2 separate regions of the Homo sapiens genome follow, and region 2 is linked to region 1. A link is an interaction called in ENCODE POLR2A ChIA-PET data of the cell type or tissue named here. Cell type or tissue: K562. All regions are shown on one strand.

What was found. Peaks named below come from ENCODE experiments on the same cell type or tissue, not always from the same donor. Only the 100,000 strongest peaks of a DNase experiment are listed, where the experiment ranks them.
Region 2: POLR2A ChIA-PET joins it to region 1 with 5 read pairs; 3 of 35 experiments call an interaction of 5 or more read pairs at or near these places.

What each region holds. Positions count from the first base shown.
Region 1 is chr3:186,868,133-186,873,132 of GRCh38, reverse strand. No RefSeq gene overlaps it. Among named protein-coding and RNA genes, the nearest start is that of ADIPOQ-AS1, 9.3 kb to the right of the region's middle. RefSeq lists a cis regulatory region at 1,233-1,836 and an enhancer at 3,965-4,762. In K562, no CTCF peak of the experiment used is centred here; DNase peaks (open chromatin) are centred at 1,602, 2,122 and 2,495.
Region 2 is chr3:187,109,086-187,114,085 of GRCh38, reverse strand. No RefSeq gene overlaps it. Among named protein-coding and RNA genes, the nearest start is that of RPL39L, 28 kb to the left of the region's middle. In K562, a CTCF peak has its summit at 687 (motif pointing left); no DNase peak of the experiment used is centred here.

The DNA.
Region 1 (5,000 bases):
AAAGTGTTCATCTTAACCCCGTGAAAAATTTAGTTTTACAGATTTTAATACATTGCAGTCTTAAGAAAAGATTAGGCCAGGCGCCGTGGCTCACACTTGTAATTCCAGCACTTTTGGAGGCCGAGGCGGGCAGATCACAAGGTCAGGAGATCGAGACCATCTTGGCTAACACGGTGAAACTCAGTCTCTACTAAAAATACAAAAAATTAGCCGGGCGTGGTGGCGGGCGCCTGTAGTCCCAGCTACTCAGGAGACTGAGGCAGGAGAATGGCGTGGACCCGGGAGGCAGAGGTTGCAGTGAGCCGAGATCGCACCACTGCACTCCAGCCTGGGCGACAGAGCGAGACTCCGTCTCAAAAAAGAAAAGAAAACATTAGTAAACTTACTGTTTAACATTTACATAAACTAACACAGTTTGAATTCATCATAAGTTCTCCTAGGAGACACCAGTTTATGATATATAATATAAACCATGTATTTATTTTATTTTAGAGACAGAGTCTCACTCTGGTTGAAGTGCAGTGGTGTGATCCTAACTCACTGCAGTCTCAAACTCCTGGGCTCAAAAGATCTTCCCACATCAGCCTCCCAAGTAGCTGGGGGTGGCATGTGCCACTGTGTTTAGCAAATAATGTGAACAATGTAACGAAAACATTTTTTGAAAAAGATATTTGGCATATCAAAAACTAAGCTATTGTTATGGTCTGAATGTATCCCCCAAATTTATGTGTTGGAAACTCAATCCCCAATGCAACAGTGTGGAGAGGTAGGGTCTTTTGGAAGGTATTTAAGTCATGAGGGCTCTTCCCTAATGAATTAATGAATGCCGTTATTAAGAAAAGCTTGTTGGAGCAGGTTTCCTCTCTTCTGCTCTTCTGCCATGTGAGGACATCGCGTTCCTCCCGTCTGAAGGATGGAGCACGCAAGGCGCCATCTTGCAGGCAGAAACCAGCCCCTCACCAAATGCCAGCACCGTGATCTTGGACTATTCTTTATAAATTACTCAGTCTCAGGTATTCTACTTAGCAGCATAAAATGGACTAAGACAGCTATCAAAGTTATGATCACTAGAAGAAAACTCTTCCCCTGATAAAATTGTCAGTGGCTCAAGGAAAAAAATTGCCAGTCATATAAAGAAAGTAGTAGAAATGTATTCACTGTGAAGCATTTTTATCCTGCAACCTTGGATATAAGCACTATACTAATTAGAAGTTATCTGACGCTCTTAAATGACAAATGTTTATTTCTAATCTTAGTTAACTTTCATGGAGATCTTTTTGCCTATCAGTGTCTCCTATCATGACACACAGCCCTGAGCAGAAGGAAGGGATAGCAGGCTGTGTGTCCTGGATATGGCACCCCCTTCTAATTCTTGAACTTTCCATACCCCAGACAAATTGTAGGACTTCACCTTGTCTCTCCATGGCTGGCCTTACTAATTTATCCTGCTTGATTTCATGTTTGATTTATGGAAGATTTTGCTCAGAAACAGGAAATCATTAGGAAAGTGCTGATTTTGGGGAAAAACAGGGGTAAGAAAAGGATGTTTACCCAATCAAGGAGGAAGCCAGACTCAGTGATAAGCTGACAAAGGGAAGTGGTACGTCTGGATAATCTGCCTGACTGCTGTATGCACTTCCTGCCCCTTTCTGAGAAACCCTAATTGACCTGAACATTTGCTTGGATAGGCTGAAAAGTAAATCAGAAATATCATCATAATTGGAGAACCAGGTTCTTACTGGTTGTGATCAACCCCTGAAAGGTCTTCATCAAAAGGCTTCCACCGGCCTCAGAAGACACTTTCATAAGGCTTGTAGTTATATAAATTCTAAGTACCTCACCCCGACTATTCATAACATCATCCCTCAACCTACAGAGAGCCCTTTGCTAAGATAACTCGCAGAACAGCATGAAAATCTAAGATGACAAAATAAATGAACTAAAAAGCACTAATTCTCAATACAAACGTAGCATCCAGAGGGCACATTTAATAAAGTGGACTTCCTAAGAGAAAGCACTCTTCCCGTAATTTCAATTGTTCAAATGTGAGGGAGGTCACAGAGGATTTTCCTGAATGGACTGACATATCCACCACTTTCTCAAGAGCACAGCCCCCATCTGATAGGATAGAGGTATGTGGCAAACTCTGTGTCTGTTTATTCTCTGAGCGTAGCGGCCAAGTCTCCCACCTCCACCTGACACACACTCATACTTTCACCTGGCTCATACCCACATTCCAATGGAATTAAACAGTGGTCTATCATTTTATATCCTAACTGTATAATTCTAACACAGAAATTTCTCCAGGATTGAGTCTTCAATTCAATTACCACTGCTTTTGTCTTCCTTTACTGGGACCAATAACAAATATCTTCCAATTATCAGTAACTCCAGCAGGTGACCTTGACATAATGTCAATCTGGTCATATTTTGCTCCTGCTTAAAAGTTCTTTGTTGGCCTCCGTCATGGAAAGATGAAGTCCAGATACTTTCTACCCTATCTGCTTTGCTTGGCCACACTCAACTTTATCTCTGACCTTTTGTCTTGCATATTTTTTTTCTCAGCCACACTGAACTTCTCACCTTGCCTTATCAACTTATTTATGTTTTGTTTGTTTTTTGACATTGCATCTGCTCTTCACTATAAATGGAATATCTTCCTTTATTCCTCAGTTTAGCAAGACCTAGTTCAAATGTCATCCCCAACACAAAGACCTCCTGACATTTCCATCACCCTAAACCATCCCCCCTCTTAACTCCTGTATCCTATTTTATAAATTTTTATTAAGTTAAAAGGAAATTATGAGTTTATACGTCTAGGTTCTCTAGACAAGATGGAGGAAAAGGCAGGGTATAATGGTAGCTTCTTTTGCTGTAGCTGAGAAATCATGCCATACCACTTAGAGAGATCTTTTTTGCTTTTATTTTTTTCTTTTTAATTTTATTTAACAGAGTGTCAGGCAAGCGTCACTTGGAAATACCTCAAATCTCTATCACACCTGAGTTCCGCTCAGTATCCTTTCTTTTTATTACTGAAGAAAATGGGCATGCTAATGCCTCGACTGTGTCATACTTTCCAGTTTCCAGAGAAAACACTAATTGAAAGCAGTTTGGCATGCAGACATTACAGCATTTATAGCAATGATACAGCATTGTTTCATTCCTCACAGAATCATCCATCATGAAATTATTCTGAGAGAAAGTTTTCCAGGGTGGGAAAGCAACTCAGTCAAACTTTTTCTTCAGCTGAATACCAGAATTCATTCTTTCTATTTTATGGCTGTGATTTTTGTCATGAATTAGGAAGACAGTAAGGTCTTTGTCTTTAAGGCTGAGATTTAATGTATTCATATTTACTGAAAGGTGCCTGCCAAGTAAGCAACACTAGGAGTCAGATAATATCTTGTTTCCAATAAGTGAAAAGGAATGTGTGAATCTGAGAAAGAGCTGCTACTTCAACTCTTAACACTGATTTGCCTTTGCCAAACCTCAGCCAGTTAACAGATGTGTGTGTGCAGCAGTGGAATATTCAGGAAGTTTTCTACAAGCTCAAATTATACGAAATAGTTGACCTTTTGTAGGTCTGGATTTTATAATTTACTCTGTTAATAACATCATACAAACACATTCATGAGTCTGTGAGGCATTCTCTCCATCTCCCTTTTCCAGTTGTGACTAACACTGAGCCAGTTGGCTCAGAGTGGAGATGTCCAAGTCATTTGGGCTCTGACACCATTTTTCAAAGTACTCAGACATTTTGCTCCAACTATATACACATTGCCAACAAGTCTCATTTCTAGGCATAAACATTGCTCAAATAAATGACAGTGACATCCATATAAGGAAACATTATGCATCCACATACAAATCACATTTGAAAGACAACACATTTGAAAATTATATTTTGTGGTGTAGAAAAGCATTCAAATCATTTGAAAAGGCGGGCCAAACAATAGATGTTCAGGATGATTCCAATTTAAAAAAAAAAAAATTTGTAGAGACGAGGTCTCCCTGTTTCGCCCAGACTGGTGTCAAACTCCTGAACTCAAGAGACCCTCCCACCTCCCAAATCGCTGGGATTACAGGCATGAGATTCCAATTTTTTAACAAATATATTGTGTAATCCAAGTTTACCATTCCTTTGAAAGGATCTGTTTTGTCTAAGAAGAATAATGGGACCGGGCGTGGTGGCTCATGCCTGTAATCCCAACACTTTGGGAGGCCAAAGTAGGGGGATCAACTGAGGTCAGGAGTTCGAGACCAGCCTGGCCAGCACGGTGAAACCCTGTCTCTACTAAAAATACAAAAATTAGCCGAGCGTGGTGGCACATGCCTGTAGTCCCAGCAACTTGGGAGGCTGAGGCAGGAAAATCGCTTGAACCCAGGAGGTGGATGTTGCAGTGAGCCGAGATCATGCCACTGCACTGTAGCCTGGGCAACAGAGCCAGACTGCATCTCAAAAAAAAAAAAAAAAAGGACAGGCCCCCGCGGTGGCTCACACCTGTAATCCCAGCATTTTGGTAGGCCGAGGTGGGCGGATCACCTGAGGTCAGGAGTTCAAGACCAGCCTGGCTAACCTGGAGAAACCCTGTCTCTACTAAAAATATAAAATTGGCCAGGTGTGGTGGTGGGCACCTGTAATCCCAGCTACTCAGGAGGCTGAGGCAGGAGACTCACTTGATCCTGGGAGGCAGAGGTTGCAGTGAACCGAGATCACACCATTGCACTCCAGCCTGGGCGACAGGAGTGAAACTCCATCTCAAAAAAAAAAAAAAAAAGAATAATGGAAAAGCAAAAGTTCTGTCTTAGGCCAGGCGTGGTGGCTCACACCTGTAATCACAGCACTTTGGGAGGCTGAGGCGGGTGGATCACGAGGTCAGGTGATCGAGACCATCCTGGCTAACACGGTGAAACCCTGTCTCTACTAAAAACACAAAAAGTTAGCCGGGCGTGGTGGCGGGCGCCTGTAGTCCCAGCTACTCGGGAGGCTGAGGCAGGAG
Region 2 (5,000 bases), 240 kb before region 1:
TATTTTTCTTTTTCTTTTATTTTCTTTCTGAGTTCAATCAACACACTGTTCATTACTTCCCATTTTTTTCTAAATCCATTTATATTTTAATTTCTGATTAAAGATAGTTTTTCAGGCCAGGCGCAGTGGCTCATGCCTGTAATCCCAGCACTCTGGGAGGCCAAGACAGGTGGATCACTTGAGGTTAGGAGTTTGAGACCAGTCTGGACAACATGGTGAAACCCCGTCTCTACTAAAAATACAAAAATTCCCTGGGTGTGATGGCGCCCACCTGTAATCCCAGCTACTTGGGAGGCTAAGGCAGGAGAATCTCTTGAACCTGGGAGGTTCAAAAAATAAATATAGTTCTAAAATTTATGTTTGAACCTGGGAGGTTCAAATATATACATATATACACACATATATACATATATATACATATATACACATATATGTATATATATGTATAGCTTTTCACATGTCTATACTTGTTTGAGGTTATTTGAGTCTGGAGTGTAGCATTGCAGTTTTCCTCTGCTTCATGGTCATTTTTGTATTTACCTCCCTTGGAGTGGTGGAAAATTTTTATCACTTGAGGTGTGTTGAGTCTCTTTCTTTAAGAAGCTTTGCATAGATTTATTCCATTTTTTGTAATTCTTTTTGTGGATGTGGGCTAATTTACAAGATTCTTCATTTAATGGTGCCCTCTTCTGTCAATGTGGTGAAGTACAGCTTCTTTAATGATTGTGTTTTGGTACTTGGGGGAGGAATAGTGTGTCTTCCAGGAGATATCCAAGCCTGTTATGCACACCAAAAAATATAAAGCTCTATCTTAAAGGCTTTACCTTTCAAATCCAGTATAGTTGAAATTTATTGTCTCTGAAGGAAGAACCTCCAAGAGCACACAACACGGTGTCCTTGCATTACTGTCAGGTGATAACTTCACATTTCCTTATATGGCATGTTTCCTCTGAGCCATCCATTCCCACCTTCACCCTGCTGCCTCCTCCCATGTGCCCTCTCTCTCTAAAAACCACGTTCTGGTATGTCCCACAAAAGCAAGGAGATGTAAACTAAGAAAGAAGCAGTGTGAGGGAAAAAGGAACAAGATTCACAGAGGAGCAAAGGAAATTCCTAAGATGATGATGAAATGAAGTTCTAGGAGAACACTTGTTTAATGTAGGGTTAGAGATCACCAGTTCAGGAGAGACAGCGCCCCCAGAGACTCCCCTCCAAAATGAAGCTTATAGGCCAGGCGTGGTGGCTCATGCCTGTAATCCCAGCACTTTGGGAGGCCAAAGCGGGCGGATCGCTTGAGGTCAGGAGTTCAAGACCAGCCCGGCCAATGTGACAAAACCCTGTCTCTACTGAAAATACAAAAATTAGCCAGGTGTGGTGGCACACACCTGTAGTCCCAGCGACTTAGGAGGCGGAGGTGGGAGAATTGCTTGAGGTAGGGAGGCAGAGGTTACAGTGAGCCAAGACCATGCCACTGCACTCCAGCCTGTGCGACAGAGTGAGATTCTGTCTCGAAAGAAAGAGAGAGAGAGAGAGGAAGGAAGGAAGGAAGGAAGGAAGGAAGGAAGGAAGAAGAAAAGAGAAGAGAAAAGAGAAAGAGAAAGGAAGGAAGGATTAAAAAGAAGCTTATAGAATATTTAATATTTATAAATAATTGTACCAACAAAAGTTTGACAGCTGTGTCAGAATTTGGGGATAAACTGGTGATATTACAAAAGAATACTAAGCAAACAAAAAAATGTAATCATTAACTCCAGGGTAGGGGGGTGGTTAAAGAAAAGGAAAGAGGCCAGGTGCAATAGCTCACACCTGTAATCCTAGCACTTTGGGAGGCTGAGGCAGGTGGATCATCTGAGGTCAGGAGTTCGAAACCAGCCTGACCAACATGGAGAAACCCTGTCTCTACTAAAAATACAAAATTAGCTGGGCATGGTGGCACATGCCTGTAATCCCAGCTACTCGGGAGGCTGAGGCAGGAGAATCGCTTGAACCACAGAGGCGGAGGTTGTGTTGAGCTGAGATCACGTCATTGCACTCCAGCCTGGGCAACAAGAGGGAAACTCTCTCTCAAAAAAAAAAAAAAAATGCAGGGGGCGGGGAAAGAAAATGTAACCATGAAACCCATACATAACTCAGCTGTAAATAACATTTACATAGTCAAAACATATAATCTTTGAATATTGACTTAACCAAATATGATGCTATTATAACTACATTAGGAGTGGGGTATAGAAGAATTGTGTGTGGATGAGGTGTGAATTGTAAGATGGCTAAATCTTTATCATCTATTGTAGTAAATAATATTTAAAGTCAAAAAACAAAAACATGGCAGTATAATCATATCCTTTAGGAAAATGAAAGTGAATACTATAATAAATGGCGAAGATTTGAAAGTGGTTCCCTCTGGGAACAGGAATGTATAGGTGAATGGGAGAGAAGAAATGGAGAATGGGTGCTTTCATTGTGATACTCAGGTGATGGTCTGAGGATCATGCAGAAGAAGTATTAATGTAGCATTCTCCTGACTTCCATATCAAATACAGGCACTCCTTGACTTAAGGTGGGATTAAGTCTGAACAAACTGATATTTTCAACTTATAATTGGTTTATCCTGATGTAGCCCCATTGTAAATTGAGAAGCATACTGAATGCTTATAACTTTTGCACCATCCTAACGTCAAAACCTCTGAAGTTGAACCATAGTAAATCGGGGACCATCTGCGTCTCCACTCACGCACACTACAGCTCCTTTGTAGGCCAATTCCCCTACACCGTCTCTACATCTTATATTCTAAGACTCAAATCAGGTCCCGTATTCTCCTGAATGTCTTCCCTGTTTGCTTGAACAAAACTGGTCTCTGAGCACTCATATTCATAATCTATTATACTTCTTTGGGCAGCTCATCAAATTCTCTTTCATAGTATTAGGTAAGAGTGATTTGGAACTTGCAGCAAATGCTAAGCCCTCAGAGGAGGCAGGGAAGTCATAAATGCTTGTTCAATTAAAGCAAACACATCCTGAGAGAGGATGCGGTGTCTTCAGAGCCCTTACTGGTGACCAGCACCCAATACATAGAAGAGAGGAAGGGATGGGAAGGAAAGAGTGGGGAATGGGATGGGGAGCAGGGAAATTAGGTAATGATGGTCAGCACTCACCCCTCCAGAAGACATTTCTTAGAGGAGGACTTGAAACAAATATGCAGGAGAGATTAGTGAGAAAGGGTAGATAGTTAGGATGTTTGTGTTTTTGTTCTATATTTTTTCTCCAGCCTAGGAAGCGTGCTAAGGAAAGTGTCAAAGAATCTCAACAGCAAGTACTGTGGTGATCAAATCCTGTTCCTCACACCCTTTTATGTTCTAGCCACTATTGACAACCCCACTAAACGTTAACTGCGATGCCGTTGGTAATAATTGGAGTCAACGTCCACTGACTCTAGATTAATCTACCTCAAGTCTGACCTCCAGGAAGCCTTCTTTGACCACTCCATCTCACACAGGATTGCTTGATTCCCTAAACTCAGCACGTTTCTTCCTGTATCACTTTGGAGTAGGCATAAGAGTGCCCTGGCCAGATCCCCTGAGATCCCTCTTCCCAGTTCTGTGCCTCCATCCTCTAGCTTCTACATGATCTGCAGCAGCAGTCAACATCTGTGACCTTCAGAGATCTTCTCCCAGGCACTAGGGCTGCCTGCCCCAGCTGAGAGCAGGAGGTGCCTGGGTGCTCTGTATCTAATTCTACCCCCTCTCCCCAGCTCCTTTGCTGTGAAACTAAATGAGGAGTCAATCATTACTCTCTACAAATTTGGGTTGAAACTGAGACTTCACCAAAAGTTGATGTCTTGTTTAGTCTCTTTTCCTCTCCTCTGCTGCTTCTCCCACTTCCTTACTGGTTTTTCCCTTAATAAATCACTAGCACCTGAATCCTTGACTCGGGATCTGACTCCAGGAGAGCCTATTTTAAGACAGTTGGCCCCAAAAGTGGTCTTAGGATGCACACTTTATGGATGAGATTCTGACCAGATGAAAATGACTTCATGTCTTGTGTTAATAGGCCCTGGCAGGCCATAGCAATGCCATTCCTAGAACTTTCACCTGTGGTTAACTAAGACAGGAAACAGAAGGGAATGCTCTGATTTGTTCAATATCTTCAGCGATTGAGAGATACAAAGGAAATCATTTATAGCTACTGCAGAACAATTTGACTATTGCTGAGTGTCCTCGATACACTGAAGGGAGAAAGGCCATGCCGTTCAAAGCATAAAATTATATACCATATGAAAAGCAGCTCCTGGCTAGGTAGGTATTAAGCTCCCATAGAGACAGAGCATCTCATCAAGTGACTCTAGGATCCGAGCTGCTTATCTTGAGCTGAGAACTTTCAGAACTACCAAGTCATAACGTTGGGCAGGCTCAGCAGCAATCTATCATGTGATAGAAGTGGTAGGTTCTAGATGCAGCTGCAGCAGATCCAGAGGGCACAGTAATCTGCATGAACAGGTGGCCCGAATCCCCATCACTCATCACCAATACAATGATACTTCTCCTTTGCTAACCCTTTGGCCTCGTGTGGGAGTTTCCTTTGACCAGCTATCAGAGGAGGAAAATTACCAGGTCTGATTCATGGATACCTTATTGAATATCTTGGTATGAACCAAAAATGGACTATTACTGAACTGTATCCCCCCTCCTGGGTGGCCCTAAAAGACAATGGTGAGAGAAGTTCTCTAAGTGGACAAAGTTTGGACGTTGCATCTGGTCACCTATGTTGTGTACAGTGGGAAGTGCTATATGGTAATGATATGTGTACAGGAGGCTCTCTATATCCACTGGTTCTACTCTGAAGATTCAACCAACTGCTAATATCAGAAATATTTGGAAAAAATGCAACAATAAATAAAACAAATTTTTTTTTTTTTTTTTTTTTTTTTTTGAGACGGAGTCTCGCTCTGTCGCCCAGGCTGGAGTGCAGTGGCGCAATCTCGGCTCACTGCAAGCTCCGCCTC